Regions from separate parts of the Homo sapiens genome. Here region 1 is linked to region 2. A link is an interaction called in ENCODE POLR2A ChIA-PET data of the cell type or tissue named here. Cell type or tissue: Panc1. All regions are shown on one strand. Each heading gives the region's core, and the rest is flanking DNA. Links, peaks and the distances in the headings are about the cores only. Region 1 has its middle 34 kb from the start of ALPP. Region 2 has its middle 14 kb from the start of ALPG.

Region 1 (5,372 bases), core at 195-5,194, 77 kb before region 2:
GGCCCCAGGGCTGCTAAGCTAATATGGCAGAAGGGACACTGTGCCAGTTGCAGGCCCAGGCCTTAAGAGACTGGCAGCTTCCCCTCTCTGTCTCTGGAAACCTACCTGCCCTTCTGTAAGGAAGCCCAAGCAGCTCTGGAGAAGCCCTTATGGAGGGGCCCACTCTCAGCCCACAGCCAGCACCAGTTGGGCAGCCACGCAGACCCCCAACCTGCAAGCCAGGCCCGCTGAGGCCTCAGTACACACAGGCAGTCCCATCAGCCCTGCCCAGATGGCAGTTTTGTGATCAAAATATAGACGATAGATGATTGTTTTTTAAGGTTGTTGGGGGTAGTTTGTCACACAACGATAGATAATAGAACATCAGTAGGCTGTGTGTGTGTGTGTGTGTGTGTAGCATATATATATACACATATACATATATACACATATACATATACACATACACATATATACACGTATACATATATACACATACATATATACACATATATACACATACATATATACACATACACATATATACACATACACACATACACATATACATATATACACATATATGCATATATACACATATATACATATATACACATAGCTTCAAATTCAGACATGAAGAAGTATCTTATTTAGCAACAGTGGTAAATAGTAAAACACCAAGAGAGAGGAAAGTGGTTGCCTCAGAGATGGGAAAATGCAAGGAGGGAGACGGAACTGCTGTTTGTTTTAACAAACCTTGTAGATCTGTTTGATACTTTAAACTACATTCACATATAACTTGGACAAAAGTAAAAACTGAAGTTGAAAAAAATGTATTCATGCTAATAGCACAGGAATGATCCACAATTGGATTCCAAGGCTTCTTGTACATTCAGCATAGGGTGTATGAAAGAGTCCACTATTCTAGCAACAGATAAAATTCCTACTGACACGCAACCTCAGGTTCCCACTCGTTTAGAAGGCTGCGTATGGTCTTCTACTTAAAGCCTCAAGTAGCAGTCATGGCAGTGACAAATCCTCATTGCCTCCATAGAACCTCTAGGCTCATGTGTGAGCCCAGGCTGGGCTGGGGCCCCTGGGAGCCCAGGGTGAGGGGCCAGTCCCTGGGCAGCTCCGTGAGCCAGGAGCAGCTGTGCCACCTGGGGAAGGGCTGCACGGTCGATGGGTCTTTTCTGCAGAAGAGTGTGCCCCAGCCCTTGCTGGGCACAGATCAAAGAGGTGTTCATGGGTCGAAATCACAGATTTCAAGGGCTGATAGGAGTCAGAGTGGGGGGGCTGGGAGGGCTGAGGCAGGTTAAAGATTTGAGAGGGGCTGCTGTGTCCACAGCTGCATCACACTGCTCTGCTGTCCCCTCCATGTTCCCCGGCACTGCCGCCTACCCTGGGGTCTTCTGGAAGTAACTGAAGGCCCCCTCAACCTGGCTCATCATCAAAGCAGACTGTTGACTAGCTGCAGGCAAATATGAAGAGGCTATTTCCTGTCACAAAAAGGCCATGCTGTATCTTTCTGAAGCTATGGAGCTGACGCAGGCTGAGTAGGCTCACCTTTCACTGGAATTGCAAAGGCCTAGCCACATGAAACCGCGCCTCCTCATCCAGGAGACACGGAAAAGGGCCCAGCAGAACGCAGACAAGGATGGGGCTGCCCATCTTCAGGCCTCTCACAGCCCCTCTGCTGAAGATGCAGAAGCACAGCCCTCCACAGAGGAACGCCTGCCTGAGACTCGGGGCATATGTGACAGGGATCCAGACACACGACTGTTTTTCCTTCAGCAACAGAGCCGTGTATTGGAAGCAAAGCCCCAAAACACGATAAGAGTAGAGGAGCAGACAACCCAGTTGCAGATTTGAAGAAGCATGTGGAATTCCTTGTGGCGGAGAAGGAAAGATTATGGAAAGAAAGTAAACAGGTAAAGGCTGAAAAGGCCAGACTTCTAAAAGGTCCAGTAGAAAAGGAGCTGGATGTGGGTGCTGATTTTGTGGAAAAGTCAGAGTTACGGAGCTCGCCTCTGCATTCAGAAACTGCTATACCCTCTTCAGCCTTGCAGAGGTTTGCAGCAGATGCCAGGAAAGCCAAGTACATTCCAATACCCAATCTTTTCCCTCAGATTTTCCATCTCCAGAGCTTCCCTTTATGGAGCTTTCTGAGGATATTCTGAAAGGATTTATGAGTAACTAAAATGGAAGGCCATAGAAGAAGGGAGAAGAGGAAATAATACTAAGTCATACAGTTAATCCAGCAACAAAAAATGAAAAGGGAAAGCCACAGGCAAGGGTAATCCTGGAAATGCCTCGTCATCTGGTGTACTGTAGGAGAAGACGCATTGCCAGGATGTGGGGAACAGTCGCTGTGAAGCGTGTCACATACCTGATTCACTGACTTGAGCTGATGATGCCGACCTGGCAGACACTAAACTCGTGGAGGGTCAGTTTCTCTTGACACCAACCAAATGGCTGCCTGAAAGAATTTTTTCAAGCAACAATTATTTTTCTTATCTTCAGGGTTAAAATGTATAAAAGTATGTTATGTATAATTAATCTGTTATGTCATAAGTGATCATGCAAAACCTAAATATTATGGCAGCCTGAGGGGCTGCTTCGTATTTGAAACATGCTTTGTCTCAGGCGTTGACGTATGTATGCATTTTGTTACTGGCGTTTTGTATAAGGTGTGAGACACACCTTTCCAGATGAAACCATATGTGCCGCACTGTGCACTACTCATAACGGTGATAACCTCAAGACCATCAGGAGAAATATTTAAATTTCCGTGTTATGAAGAAAGAAACCAAATTATTAGTTATGCTTTTTAACACAAATTACCAGTTTACATAATTAATGAGGGTGCATTTTAAGTTCTAACTTTATTGTATAAGGCATCATTTGAAAGTACCAAGGAAGTCTTCTTTGTTTTTAGTGATCCGTGAGTGGAAGGAATTCTAGTTGGCAGTATTTGATTGTAAGAAATCAATAAAGTAATTGTGTTTAAAAAAAAAAAAAAAAGATCTGAGCCCTGGTGGAGGTAACAGGATGCGATGGTTTTCACATTCAAGAAGGTTCTGGAGAAGAGAGATGATTCTTGGAATGATGAGCTTCAATTTGCACATGCCTGAGTTTAGGTTCTGAATTTAAACCCTTATTGTAAGATCATCTCTTTGAACCTTCTCTCTTTTTAAGGGTTTTTACAGTTCAGTGGCATTTTTTTTTAATATTTAAAAAGTCATTTTAGGAGAAACATCCATTTAAATAATTTATTTTACTTCAGAAAGTTGTTTTACTCAACGAGGATCATGAACTGAGTTGTGTTCTTTAACATTCACAAATTGTGTATTGCTTGGTTTTGGAAATTAGTTAGCCAAATAATTTAAAAAGCACCAGAAATTGAAGTGCAAAATAGAACAGGAAAGAGAAACTCTCCATTAGTGTATTCAGCTTAACAGGTTTTCAACCCACCAGGGTGCTGTTGGAATACAATTGTTCTCCTGGTTCTTATGATACAAGATCAAGGTTAAACCACTGAATACAGTTACAGCATCCTTGACTTCATAAGCTTTCCTTTCCATGCATCCATATAGATGCCCAAAGCACCATTCAGGGCAGAATTTAGTCTTTCGTCCCGCACTCTCAAAGGACAACCAGGAGCTAGGACTTGGCTGAACCACCCACCTACCAGGTGCCCCTGCCTGTGCCACCATCCTTGGGCCAAGGGGAGGCCTGGCCCCTGCCACCTCAGCGATGGTGAAGGATCAGCCCACTTGGGGCCCGGGGCGCCTGGCTGAGCGCCCCCTCCACTGAGCCCGTTCCTGTGCCCCCAATTTCCCACAGGCTGAGGCCCCAGTGCCCTGCTCGTGCTGCTGAGGGGGCTGAATGGCCTGTTGAGAGGCCTCCCCAGGAAGCCCATAGGGAGGAGGTTGGGGTGTCTCCTGCCTTGGGGGTGGGACAGTCCCTTCTTGTTCCCACCCCAGGTACCTGACCCAAGTTCTCCTGTGCATGAGGAATGCCTGGATGTCCCTCCTTGGTAGGTGGGATGGCCCAGAGGGAGGTCCTGCCTACACAGCCCTTAATTAGGAATTTAGAGATTTGTGCTCTAGGAAGGAGCTGCTTCCGCTACCATTTGGCCAACTGTGTGCTGTGCAGACCCGCAGCTTGGAAACAGGTTTCAAGGATGTTCAGGACTTGCCTCGTGTTCATAAAGGTCAGGGGTCGCCTCTTCCCCCTGCTCCCCTGCTAACTCTGCAGCAGGCCCTGGACTAATTAAGTCCCCGCAACAGCCCCGAGACCCAGGCTCTGTGAAAGTTGTCAGAATCAGAATGGAGCCACTTCTGTCCAACCCTAAGAGCAACAACAAAATCATGCGGCCGGGAGGTTCTGAAGGAGGGCCCTCCCGCACACCTGCCTATGATCAGAGCCCTTCCGAAGCCTCTGGGAAGGGCACAGATGCCTGCAACAAGACCTTTTGCCAGGACTTTACAGGACTTTGCAGCTCACTACGTGAGTCACAAGGACGGCTAGCCGGCTGCACAAGAACACTTGCCTGATACGCTGTGTCCACTCGTAAATTGACGTCCACTCCTGGGATAAGCCCCTGGAACCAGTGTTCTCTTCCTTTCAAAATAACCATGTAGCCAGACTTGGTGGTGGGTGCCTGTAATCCCAGCTACTTAGGAGGCTGAGGCAGGAGAATCACTTGAACCCAGGACATGGAGGTTGCAGTAAGCCAAGATCGCGCCACTGCACTCCAGCCTGGGCAACAGAGCAACTCAAGAAAAACACCACCACCACCACCACCACCACCACCACCCCCAAAAAACCGACCATGCACTGCTCCTTTCACCTTTCAAAGCCCCCCTTGCCTCCCCTCCTCCGATGCGCCCCTAGTTTACTAAGGCCGGGGCTCTGCATGCAGTGCTGCTGCTTATTCCCAGTTAAACTCCATAGTTTTGGAGAGCCTCCCTCTGTTTCTTGAGGTTGACAGGACTATCATTCTTTTCGTTCATAGATGAGGGAATTAAGGCTTGGAGAGGTTCCGTTCTGAAGGACACTCAGTAAGTGGTGGACAGAGAATTTCAGCTCAGATCCAAAGCCTATTTAATTTACTTCTTTTAAATCCATGCTTCTTAGCACTCAGCTAGTCACGTATCACCTTGACAACTTTTTGCCGTAGCCACATTACTGCCTGTGGTATGATTTGCTGAATATTTTTCTCTACATAAGCTCAGATTTTCCTTAAATCTGTTAGGAAACCTATAACTGAAAAATGGAAGACCACTATCTCTTGCCGTAAACAGAAGCAACTGTGTATTCCACACACACCAAAAGCAATGTTCTTACAGCCTCCTTAGATGCTCTGAGTCTAAAGCATGCTTTATCTT
Region 2 (5,372 bases), core at 101-5,100:
CACCTTCTCACTCTCCTCATCCTGAGCGAGGTACAGAGTCCTCTCTAGCAGATTGAGCCCATCCTGGTCAATCTAGGGAGGGAGACAGGGGCCAGAGGTCAGAGATCCACATGCCAGACTCCCCAAACAGATGGAATTTTCACCCCAATGCCCAGAGAGCGACCAGACATCCATGGGTAGAGACCCAGAAGCACGCAGACCCCAGCCCCTCTTTCCACCCAGACGAGATGACCAAAGCCCCATCCCTGACTGTCTCAGCTTACCCCTGAAAGCCTGCACTTTCCCTACCTGTCGGGGGCACTTGCGCAGTGCCGCACTGACCCTTGGGGTTCCTGGCTTTGGCGCCAGCCCCAGCCCTCACGGAGATGTCAGCCCAGCCCGCCGGCGCGTCCCTCCCTCCCTGCCCTCACTGCCTTCCAGAGGGCTGGGAAATTGCGGCTCCCGCGGCTCGGCTGAACACTTCAGTTAACCCAGGGAAATTACTTGCGCCTTCCTCCCGCGCTCTGCCGCCAAGCGCTCCCCTCCCCTGCTTTCCCTTTCTCTCCTCTTGCGCACCCTCCTCCCACGCGCAGGGACCCCTAGTCAGGGCCACGCCCCGGGTCTGCGGCCGCTGGCTGGGCGCTCGGGAATCGCACTCAGGCGGATGACGTAGCGCGAGGAGTTCCTGTAATCTAGGCTGATCTAGAGAGAGAAGAGCGCGGCGGCACTGTACACGCCCTGCACCTTGTACAGCAGCTGGTTGAGGTCCCAGCTGGTTGAGGTCCCGCGACCCCCGGACGCTCCGCCGCGCCGCCCAGGTCCCAGCCCCCGCAGTCCTCCATGACCTCTAGCATGGGCCGAGGACTCAGTAGCTCTATCTCGCGCATGTCGAGGCACGAACGGAAAAAGGCGCTCACCTTGCACTGGGCCGCGCCGCCGGGCCCATCCCTGGGCCGTGCCAGCAGGCGCCTCAGGCGCTCCTCTTTCTGCTCGCCGAAGGCCGCGATGGTGCCATAGGTGAGCTTTTCGTTGGGGGTGGCATGGCGCTTCAGTCAGCAGCCGCAGACGAAAAAGTAGAAGTTCTGGTACGAGTCCATGCTGGCGTCCAGGTTGGCTGCCAGGAGGCCGGCGGCGCGCGCTAAGGCCTTGCCCTCGGGGCAGCTCTCGGGACAGGCGCCGCCGCCCGCCGCGACCGGGCCCAGGTACTTGAGCGCCAGCATAGCCGCCAGGATGGCGCAGAGATCAGCGGCGAACACCAGCCCCGACCGCAGGCTCACCTCACGCAGGGTTCCAGCGCGGCAGCCCAGGTCCTGGTGGCGCTGCTCCTTGAGAGAAGCCTGGGCGGCAGAAAGGCCCTTGCACGATCCCCGCGCCACAGCAGCTTAGGTACTTGACCTCCTGGAACGCGTCGTAGTGCGCCGTCAGCGAATACCGGGCTCCATGGCACCGAGGCCGCCGCGATGCAGCCCTGGGCCACCTGGGCTATGGGATGCGCGCGGCCGCTGGCCTCCTAGTGGGCCTCTGCATGGCCCCGGGGGGCCAAAGCTGCGGGAAGAGCAGAGTCAGGCTCAGGAGGCGCAGCAGCCCGACGGGGCTCCCAGGCACCGCGAGGAGAGACGCAGGCCTGGGTGCAGAGGCCCCAGCTGCCGGCCTCATTCACTGCGGAAACCAGGGACGAGGAGAGTCTGGCGGGGCCACCATCCCCGCGTGCACAGTGGAGTCTTCTCCCCTGTCCTCCTCCCTGCACACACGTGTCGGATGCTGGATTGGGAGGCCTCTTATGGGAAGGGGGAGGCGCTGGGCACGGGGCCTGGCACGTAGGGGGCCTTCATTGCATCTCTCTTCCCTTCGCCTTTCTTGTCCACGACCTGTCCTAGCCAAGGCCAAGTGGGGTGGGGGAAGGAGCAGAGGCTGGAGTGAGGAGGTGCGGTCAGGGGCGCGTCTATGCGGCACTTTCAGCTCTCCGAGCTGGACACAGACAGACGCTTCGCAAAACGGCCAAAGAACCAAACTTTGTCCTCGTGGAAGTCTGCGGGATCTACCACTTCAAACCCGCTCGCTGGCTCCTTCTGCTCGGTGGCCCGACGGCCCACCCGCCCCTTCCCAAGGGGAACGCACTATTGCTCCAGGGTCGCGGATACACAACCCACCCCCTGCACGGCAGTGATGGGGAACCCGAGACCTGTCCGTCTCTATCCCCTTTCCGCTCCACTCCTGGCTTCAACAGGTTCTCCCTAGAACCCACACTTGCGCGAAGTTTCACCCACGCTGGGGCGCGAGCTGGCCGGGCGAGCCCAGAGCCATGCAGGCGCGGCGCGCAGTCCATGGAGCCTCAGAGCCGAGCCTGGGAGTCGCAGCCGGCGGATGGACGCAAACAAAGCCGGGAGGCTCCGCGCAGCGGCTACGAAGGTGACGGAAGTGGCCGCGGCTGCAGGGACTCAGGCGCCACCTACCCGGCAGGTGCGCGCCGGAGCCTGGCAGAGGCGGAGCGGGTCGGGCCGAAGCCGCTGCCTGAGCAGGAGCGAAGCGGCGCTAGCGGCCGGTGTCTCCCCGCTCCCGCTGCCTTCTCTGCCGCCGCCCCAGCCCGCCGCCCGCCTGCCTGCCTGCCCGAGGGAGAGGACGCGCCGGTGGCTCCACCCTCCTCCGCCCGTCCCGCGCTCCCTTCCTTCCTCCTGCGACCCTCTGGCTACCTGGCAGCGCGGCGGCAGCGGGGACCTGGGTCGGGGGCCGCGGAGACAGGCTTCCGAGGGTCGTGCGCGGGCTGCGGTAGGGGACTCCGGATCCAGTCGCATCCCGGGACTAGTGAGGGTAGCGGGTACACCCGGCAGGAGTCCCCTCCGATCCCGTGTCCCCACTCGGAACCGCCCACCAACCGGTTGGAAAGGAGCTGGAGCTACGCAGCTGGGGGCCGTCATGGTCCAGCCCACAGCCCTGGAGCACCACCCAGGGAGGACTCCTCCTAAGGATTGAGAGGGCGCTGACGGAGTGCCTGGGCTGCCCGCACAGCGCCTGCGCAGAGCTCACCTTCACCAGGGAGCTTCCTTTACCTCCTCGGAACCCCTGTCCGGGATCAGCTCTCCCCGGGGTGTCTGGGCTTCTGGTTGTCTCGCCCCCTTCCCCCAGCCTCTGATCCACGGAGAGCAACGCAGAGCCCTGCCAGAAGCAGGCCTGGGGCTGTGAGTGTGGCCCCCATGGTCCCAATAGGCGGTTGTCCCAGAGAACAGCAATCACTGCCTATAGGAGGTGACGTGGGTTTAGCCTCTGACCACACAGTCCTGGTCACCCTGCACAGACTGTCAATAAAGAAGGGTCTGAGGCCCAGCTCCTTGGCTCCTCTGCAGTTTCCCCAAAAGGGAAGCTGAGGCTGTGGGTGAGTGGGTGATGTCCGTGGTCCAGGCTCCAGTTCCCTCACTGTGGGGTCTTCCCCTACCCCTGTGATATGGTTTGGCTCTGTATTCCCACCCAAATCTCACCTCGAATTGTAATCCCCATAATCCCCACGTGTCAAGGGCGAGACCAGGTGGAGGTAATTGAATCATGGGGCTGGTTCCGCACGTGCTGTTCTTGTGCGAATGAGTGAGTCTCGCCAGATCTGATGGTTTTATAAGCGTCTGACATTTCCCGTTTGCGCGCATTCTCTCTCCTGTCGCCATGCGAGAAGGTGCTTTCCACCATGATTGTCAGTTTCCTGAGGGCTCCCCAGCTATGAGGAAATGTGAGTCAATTAAACCTCTTTTCTTTATAATTTACCCAGTCTCAGGTATTTCTTCATAGGAGGGTGAGAACGGACTAATACACCCTGATTGCCCAGGTGACCCCATGACTCATATGCAAGAGCATGGCAGACCACAGCAGTGCCCAGCGACACCCAGTGAAGCCCTGAGTGACGCAGCTGGATACCTGATGTGAGGGTGAGCGGGTGGGTAGAGTAGCCAGAGCTGCCTTGGAGAGAGAAGGCCCGAGGGGGTGCCGGGCACAGACCAGGCACAGACCGTGAGGGCTTCAGAATCTGACTCGCTGCCTACCCCCTGACTAACGACAGATCCCAGTCATCCAGCCTATGCACCTCGTCAGAATCAAAACAGAGTTCCTTTTGTTAAAAATCCTGAGAAGTAAAGCCAGGAACATGAAGGGGATTTATCATGCACAAAACCTGATATCAAGAACTATCACAGAAGACTGCAAACAACCAGCTTGCATAATGGCCTTCACAACCTTTCACCAAAAAATACTTCTGCAAGGACATCTGCCCAGCACCTGCCTGTCCATCCTCAAACTGGTGCCACTCATATCCTTGATCCTTGTAGCCAAGGATGAATATCTCAAAACAATCCTGTGATCCTCCTCCTTTTTTCTTTAAAAACCTTTGTCTTCCTTCACCTTTCTAAATTCACACATAGTTTCCTCTGGCCTGCTTATTCCCATTGCAGTACCTATTTCCAAAGAAAGTTCATTTTATTTTAGGGTCTTCCTGTATCTGTTATGCAATGTCACATAGTGGTGTCAGAAGTGGGACTGAAGTGAACTCATCTTGGATGAATCAGTGTCTCCTGGAATCTAACACTGCATTGACTGAGCCCTCTGCAGACTGCCTTTCCAGGAGTTGCTTTTCTGTTCTTGTGGGGAAAAGAAAGAGAGATCAGATTGTTACTGTGTCTGCGTAGAAAGAAGTAGCCATAGGAGACTCCATTTTGTTCTGTACTAAGAAAAATTCTTCTGCCTTGAGATGCTGTTAATCTGTAACCCTACCCCCAACCCTGTGCTCCCTGAAACACGTGCTGTGTCACCTCAGGGTTAAATGGATTAAGGGCTGTGCAGGATGTGCTTTGTTAAACAAATGCTTGAAGGCAGCATGCTTGTTAAGAGTCATCACCACTCCCTAATCTCAAGCCACTCCCTAATCTCAAGTACCCAGAGACACATGCGGAAGACTGCAGGGACCACTGCCTAGGAAAGCCAGGTATTGTCCAAGGTTTCTCCCCATGTGATAGTCTGAAATATGGCCTCATGGGAAGGGAAAGACCTGACCGTCCCCCAGCCCGACACCTGTAAAGGGTCTGTGCTGAGGAGGATTAGTAAAAGAGGAAGGAACGCCTCTTTGCAGTTGAGGTAAGAGGAAGGCTTCTGTCTCCTGCTCGTCCCTGGGCGATGGAATGTCTCAGTGTAAAGCCGATTGTATATCCATCTACTGAGATAGGGGAAAACCGCCTTAGGGCTGTAGGTGGGACATGCTGGCAGCAATACTGCTCCTTAAGGCATTGAGATGTTTATGTATATGCACAACAAAAGCACAGCACTTAATTCTTTACCTTGTTTATGATGCAGAGACCTTTGTTCACGTGTTTACCTGCTGACCTTCTCTCCACTATTATCCTATGACCCTGCCACATCCC

What was found. ChIA-PET counts read pairs that join two places held together with the same protein. Peaks named below come from ENCODE experiments on the same cell type or tissue, not always from the same donor. Only the 100,000 strongest peaks of a DNase experiment are listed, where the experiment ranks them.
Region 1: POLR2A ChIA-PET joins it to region 2 with 7 read pairs; 3 of 35 experiments call an interaction of 5 or more read pairs at or near these places.

What each region holds. Positions count from the first base shown.
Region 1 is chr2:232,341,725-232,347,096 of GRCh38, forward strand. It overlaps a transcript of DIS3L2 not described here and the pseudogene NRBF2P6. Among named protein-coding and RNA genes, the nearest start is that of ALPP, 34 kb to the right of the region's middle. RefSeq lists an enhancer at 1,117-1,626. In Panc1, for the core only: no CTCF peak of the experiment used is centred there; no DNase peak of the experiment used is centred there.
Region 2 is chr2:232,418,396-232,423,767 of GRCh38, forward strand. It overlaps the pseudogene ECEL1P1. Among named protein-coding and RNA genes, the nearest start is that of ALPG, 14 kb to the left of the region's middle. RefSeq lists enhancers at 1-666, 1,450-2,233, 4,496-5,263, 5,264-5,372. In Panc1, for the core only: no CTCF peak of the experiment used is centred there; no DNase peak of the experiment used is centred there; H3K4me3 peaks cover 2,039 bases; H3K27ac peaks cover 1,398 bases; H3K27me3 peaks cover 148 bases.